2 separate regions of the Mus musculus genome follow, and region 2 is linked to region 1. A link is a contact called in ENCODE Hi-C or POLR2A ChIA-PET data. All regions are on one chromosome and are shown on one strand. The core of a region is the stretch at or near the end of the contact, and the rest is flanking DNA. Distances in the headings are between cores, read along the strand shown.

Evidence for each region. Hi-C counts contacts between places; a loop is a spot of excess contacts on that map. ChIA-PET counts read pairs that join two places held with the same protein, here RNA polymerase II (POLR2A).
Region 2: a map of T-helper 1 cell shows a loop between it and region 1 (2.0-fold over the local background). The contact joins the enhancer-like site here to the promoter of 2900041M22Rik in region 1. A Hi-C loop is called at or near these places in 1 of 37 maps with a recorded cell type or tissue (T-helper 1 cell). POLR2A ChIA-PET finds 5 or more read pairs at or near these places in 3 of 5 experiments (Patski and embryonic stem cell).

The regions. Positions count from the first base shown.
Region 1 is chr11:117,609,489-117,612,893 of GRCm38, reverse strand. 2900041M22Rik (RIKEN cDNA 2900041M22 gene) reads right to left here and starts at 1,647. Exons shown (of 2, transcript NR_015489.2): 1 at 1,460-1,647; 2 at 1-632. Gm35170 (a long non-coding RNA gene) reads left to right here. Exons shown (of 4, transcript XR_003949818.1): 4 at 244-1,071.
Region 2 is chr11:117,573,393-117,576,797 of GRCm38, reverse strand. No RefSeq gene overlaps it. Among named protein-coding and RNA genes, the nearest start is that of Gm51933, 6.4 kb to the right of the region's middle. Within about 2 kb of position 1,838, at least 2 of the 3 ENCODE cell types and tissues checked have a DNase peak (open chromatin) inside an H3K27ac peak, as active enhancers do.

The DNA.
Region 1 (3,405 bases), core at 398-2,897:
CCTCCTTTCTTCCAGCCTCGAGATTAATTAGGGCTTATTTAGGGCATGAATGAGGGAATGATCGAGCTCTTGGATTGAAAGCTCTGAGACCGATGTAAAAAAAAAATTTTTTTTTAACAATTACATTTCTATCATAAAAGTCTTCATTAGATATCACCACCAGCAGACTTCCTATTCGGGGAGGGAGACTGCCCTCTCTTCCCACTCCAGAGGCTCCCCTAACAAAAGGCCTTTCTTCCGAAGGCTCAGTTTGGGAGCTGGTCTGAACTTCAGGTAGTTTCAACATTCGACCTGCCCTCTGGAGCCCAACGACCTCCCTCCCAACAATGACCACTTGGGTAGAGGCAGAAGCAGCAGCACTGGCCAATGTCAACCGATGTGTACATCCTCAGCTGGTGCTGACTCCACACTATGCAGACCGGCCAACCCCAGGTAACAGGACTGCAGTAGGAAGGGAAGCTCTTCAGTCTCCTGGCTCCCACCGATGTGGTTTCTGCTCTGGATCTGCCGCAGCCAGCCAGGTACCAACGCCACCTGCATGTAGCTCAGGGACATCAAAGCTGTTGAGAACGTTTTCCCACTGAACTGAGCCTGGGTGGGTCCTTCACCTGTTCTTGACATTCTTCCTGAATCTGGAAATTGAGGACATGCTTGTGTGACTATCGTGTCACATGGTGGCCACCAGATTGTTCTCCATGACTCCTGCCACCTTTGTGTCTGAAGGTGGGACTGTGCCTGACCAAATGACCATGATACCCACCCCCCGCCCTCCACCCCATGCTGGCTTTGGCAAAGCAGCTGGATAAGCTCTGAGTTGCTGATAGAGGGGGCTATTTAGCCAGAAGTAGAGTGTGGTCTCCATCTGATCGTCAGCAAAGAAACAGGTCCAACAGCCCACATAGTGCGAGCCTGACAGCCCACAAGGAACTGACAGACACCAACTGGCTGAGTTGAAGATGGATCTTTCTTTCAGACGATTAGCAGTTCAGACTAGGATGGCAGCTTCATGAGAGCACAAGTGGAGGACCTGGCCAGAGGCTTGGACCCCTGAACCTCACTGTTTTGTTTTAAGCTCACTGTCTTGGTGTCATTTGTTACAAAGTATCTGGGAGCTAGTCTGCAGTCCTGTGAAGTTGAACACAAAATGATGAGCTATGATATCAAGACAGCAGCCACCCTGGTCAGGTCTCTCTCTCTCTCTCTCTCTCTCTCTCTCTCTCTCTCTCTCTCTCTCTGCTGACTAGCAAGGCTGGCACTAGGAAACAGTGTCTGAGATACGGGATCTGAAGCAGGTTCCTGGAGAAGACTCCAGAGCTATCACATCTTTGCTGGGTGATAACGGGTAAATGGTCTGACTAGCACATGCCCAAGCTTCCGACTTGGAAGGTGGAACTGGTGCTGGTCTGTCCTTTTTCTCATAAAAGGGATAAAGAAAGCAGCCTCCTAACCAAATACTCACCCTGCACTGCCGGAGAGATCCCAGCTTTTAGGACAGCTCGGAAGGCATCTGCGCGGTGCAGCTGCAAGGCGTGGTCTTGTGTGTTTTGCCGAGGGAGAAGTGGAAGCCCAGAGAAGTTAAAAGGAAGCACAAGACCATATAACCAATCAGCGGGCCAGCTCAACTAGCCTCATAGCTCTACTTCTAATGGGTGTGTGATGGGCGGGGCAGACTCCTGCAAGCCCGTCCTTTCTGAGGTCCGAGGTGTTCCTGCAGCGTGTAGAGTGGGCGGAGCTTCCAGGAGATCCCTGGTGGGGCGTCCTCCTAGAGCCTGGGGAGTTTGGAATCTTTGTGCCTCTTTATTAGACTTGCATAGCCCAGACTGGCCGAGCCTGAGAAGTGAATTTTTCTGTATTAAATAATTTTCCTGTTCCTGATAAGATCCAGCAACAAAAGGAGTCTAAGGAAGGAAAGGGTTGTTTGGTTCACAGTTCAAGGTCATTGTGGGGATGGTGTGAAAGCCAGAGTGGGAGACAGCTGGTCACATGGCATCCTCTGTCAGGAAGCAGAGAGAGACAGAGACAGAGAGAGAGAGGAGAGAGAGAGAGAGAGAGAGAGAGAAAGAGAGAGAGAGAGAGAGATGCTGGTCACATGACATCCTCAGTCAGGAAGCAGAGAGATGGATGCTGGTCACATGACATCCTCAGTCAGGAAGCAGAGAGAGAGATGGATACTGGTGCCAGGCTCTGTTCCTCCTTTTTGTTTAGTCCAAGACCCCAGCCCAGGAGGATTGTATCCAGTTCTCAATTCTGTCAAGTTAACAAGATTCATCTTTACATTCTCTGTCTCTCTCCCTCATAGGCCAAAGGCATGCATCTTGGGCTGTGCACACAGGGGCTGTGCTGGCAGCTTCTGGCCCACGTGAACCCACAGTGAAGCCCGAAGCAAGCTGTGGGCAGGAGGGCAGCAGGAAATGCTTATCCTGCAGGCTTCTGCAGAGCGGGTTCTAGTTTATACGATCTTCATGGGAGTCTTCCTTTGTGGCTGGTGGGTCATTCTCATTTCCACATCTGTGTTAATTAGCTCTAAAAGCATAGGAGGTGTAGGTTTTAATCTGATTGGTTGCCTGATCACATACTACAGGCTAGGGGCTGAAACCACAGTCACTGAGAGGGAGGAGGGAAGAGGGAGGAGGGAGCTGTCTGTTGTCTCCTCGAGCTCCATTCTGAGGACCAGCTTGGGCTACTTTTCCTGTTGAAATGACAAGACAACCTAATGGAGCAAGGATTTACTGTGGTGCATGGTTTGAGAGTGCAGTCCTGGCGTGGTGTGGAGTCTGAGGCAGGGGCCAGGTAGCATCTGTGAGCAGGAAGCAGAGATGAGTCTAGGCACTCAGCTCATGTTCTCCTTGTTATTCAGCTCAAGTCCACAGCCCATAGAACGGTGCCACCCACATCCAGGGACGGTCTTCTTACCTCAGCTAAGCCAATCTAGAAGACTCCTCCCTCACAGACATGCGCAGAGGTTGGCACCCTAGGTGATTCTAGATGCTGTCAAGTTTGACCATGAATTGTAACGAAGACAGAGCCCTGTGCTCAAGACTTCTTGTACTGGCTTTAATTATCTCCTAAAGGGTTTGCTTCTACACACAGCCTCACTGCGAGGGAAGGCTGGGACTCGAGAAGACACAGTTCAGTCTATAACATTTCCCTAGTGCCTGCTTTGTTCAGAGGGGCTGGCCGGTGGTCAGTATGACGGAGACATCGCTGGTGTAAAGTTTCCAACTGCAAGGTGTCAGCTTCCTTTGGAAGCCAGAGCTTTGCTTCTGCCAAAGGTCACCCTCTTTAGAAGGTGATTCCCACAAAGGAGAAACAGGGAGGTGTGCCTTAAAAACGAATGGCAGCAAGCTCTGATCTGGTTTGGGCATGCAGGGAAGGGAGAGGGGATATATCTCAGAGTCTCCACTG
Region 2 (3,405 bases), core at 589-3,088, 36 kb after region 1:
CCCTGGCCCAGTGGACGGACACACACACACACACACACACACACACACACACACACACACAAACACACTCTCTCTCTCTCTCTCTCTCTCTCTCTCTCTCTCTCCACACACACACACACTCTCTCTCTACACACACACACACACACACTCTCTCTCTCTCTCTCTCTCTCTCTCTCTACACACACACACACACACACTCTCTCTCTACACATACACACACACACACACACTCTCTCTCTCTCTCCACACACACACACACACACTACACACACACTCTCTCTCTCTCTCTCTACACACACACACACACACACACACACACACACACACACACACACACACACCCCACATACCTCACACAGGTTAACATAGTGTCAGAGGAGGGCTGGTGGGTGATGGAGGGGGCACAGCAGCCAGAGGAGGGGCTGGGCTTTGGTGACCACTTATTTTTGCTTGTTTTTGTTTCTTCTTCTTCTTCTTCTTCTTCTTCTTCTTCTTCTTCTTCTTCTTCTTCTTCTTCTTCTTCTTCTTAGGAGAAAGTGACCAAAGGGAGCTTCAAAAGGGATGGATCCATGGCAGATGAGTGCTCTCAAATGCAGGGAATCCAGGCGCCTACCTCAGCACCAGAAAAAAAGAACAGATAAAGAGACAAGGAGAAAGGGAAGAAGGAAAGGAGGAAGGAAGTAAAGATGGGTGGATGGATGGATGGATTGGAAAAAACTAAGTAAGTCCAGGCTTGCTGTTATTGTTCAGTAACCATAGCACTTGGGAGGCTGAGGAAGGAGGATTGAGAGCTCCTGTTCAGCTTTGCTACAGAGTAATGCTGTCTCAATCAAACAGAAGCTATGTATGGTGTCACAGGCTGGAATTTCAGGATTCAGAAGACTGAGGCAGGAGGATCACTGTGAGTTCAAGACCAGCCTGGATAGAATGCACACAGCAAAGGCCTGTTTCAAAACAACAACAAAAAAAGAAAAAGTCACACACACACAGACACCACACACATACACATACACACACCACACACATACACCCTGCATGCACACACAACACCCCTCTGGGGCCAGACACAGACCTAACTGGCAGGGGCCCCAATCCATGTTAGTCAATCACTCTCTGCTAACAGAAGATGTTCAGCCTAGGATGGGACACCCATTTTGAAAGCCCACAGCTGGGACAGGCAAACTGAAGGTTTGGGGAAGTACAGACATGGCTGTCTGGCTTCCTGGCATCCCCATGGCTTCTTCATGGACCACAACATTGTGGCGGCAAAAAAATCAGGCCAGGGAACCATGTCTCACAAAGGGCTCCTCTTACCAGGTGGTGGGGACACACAGTAACCTCACTATGAGACAGATGTCATCCACCACTCTCTCCCAGGTGGCAACAACAAGGGATTCTGTGCTTTCAGAAACCACTTCTGGCTTTATATGAGGATTCACTCGGGTTTCCTTGGACTTTAGGTCATTGTAACATTTTAATTTTCAAAATCAGACCAGGAGTAGGGGTGTTTTATGTAAAGAAGGGCAGTGGGGGGGAGCAGCAGGGTCTTGGGGACTGGGGAGGGGGAAGAAGACAGGAGGGCATCTATGCATGTTGGTCCGTGTGTGTGTGTGTGTGTGTGTGTGTGTGTGTGTGTGTATGCACATGTGTGTGCTGGAGTGTGTGGTCTCCTGCATGGGAGAGTGTGAGTGAAGCCTCACTCTGGCAGAGCAAAGCTTCAGAGATCTCTTGCACAGGAGCCAAAAACACAAATAAATAAAACAAGCAGGCCAGGCTAAAAATAGAGGCGGTTCTGCAGCCTGACAGCCTGGCAGCCCAGCAACCCTAGGATAGGGCCAGCTCCTGCTCCTAGTGAGACAGCAGCCACAGCGTGGGTCTGAAACCCAGAGGCCGAGCTTGGCTGGAACCTGGAGAGGAGTGGCTTTCTATCTGTGCCCAGTACCAGGGCTTAGTGGTCCTCCCTGAAGCTCTTTCTCTAGCTGCTTTGTCTAGCCTCAGTTCCACCATGGCTTCCTGTCCCAACAGGTGTCTTCTGGTCATGGTCACTTCCCAGTACTCAAGTCAGAAGGTGGCCTGTACCCAGGGAAGATCTGAGGTTTCTGTCTTTCCCACACCACTCCAGAGCTACCCCTATCCTTAGATGGTACCAACTTAGTAGGAAGGGTAGAGAGCCTGGGAGAACCATGTAATAACGTACTTGCCTCTAGGAAAGGAACCTGGAGTTTATCTAAAGCAGGGGTTCTCCACTTGTGGGTCATGACTCCCTTGGGGGTCACATATCAGATATTCTGCATATCAGATACTTACATTATGATTCATAGCAGTAGCAAAATTACAGTTATGTTACAGAAGTAGCAATGAAATAGCTTTATGGTCGGGGGGCTCACCACATCATGAGGGACTGTATTGAAGGGTCACAGCATCAGGAAGGTGGAGAACCACTGACCTAAAGTATTGACTGATTTCCTTCCTCTCCAACAGAGACCCCTCTTTCTCTAGCTGCCGGAAGTGCTCTGAGCAAGGACCCCCCTTCTTCTCCCCCTCATCCTTACTTCTTCCTGTCAACAGTTCCATCAACCTTGTCTTGTCTGTCCTCCCCCTCTCTGTCTCTCCCACAGGCCCCACAGGCTATGCTATTGAGACTCGTTGGGAGCCCTTTCCCAGGAACTTCAGAGGACACACTGAGGGGCGGTGGGCTTCCCTGAGTGAGCCTTACAGATTCCCAAGCAGGATATGCAGGCTAGAAACAGGTCAGACCTTGTGTGTGTTTTTAAATCATTCCTGAGAGCAGACTTGGGTTGGCTGTGCATGGCAGTGTTTTCTGGCCTCTTGGGGGAATGGAGTACAGAGATGCCCTACCCCTCCTCCACTCTGTCTCCCTGAGGCACAGAAGGCTCCTCCCAGCTCTAGTGCAGAGGCCTGAAGGAAGCCTTGGGGGTGTGGGGTGGGGTGCTCAGCTGCTGGTCTAGGGGAGTCTGTAGGGCCTTCTTGGTCTACAGCATTGCTCTTTGCCTGGGGAGAGAGGCCAGCTTGTGCTGGTGGCTCCTGCTTTCTGGAAGTTTCATAGCTGCAGATTCTGGATCTTTATAATAGATTGTGAGTTTGGGCAGGGGTGTTAAGCATCAGCCAGCCTTTGGGGGTGGGAAAATTCAGCCTAAGATAAGCCTAAGAGACCCCTTGGGGTTCCTGGTTCTTTGTCTCCATGCACACCTCACCTTCATAGTTGTTTGTCCTGGGTTCGAACATTACTTTCTCCACGAGATGAGGGAAGGAGTTGTATTGTCAAGGTCAGAGTTGATTGGTTGCGTGTGTGTGTGTGTGTGTGTGTGTGTGTGAATGAAAGCATGGGAGGGGATTTGTTGAATGTTTTGGTGGGTGAATGGATGAATTTGTGGGTGGCTAAGT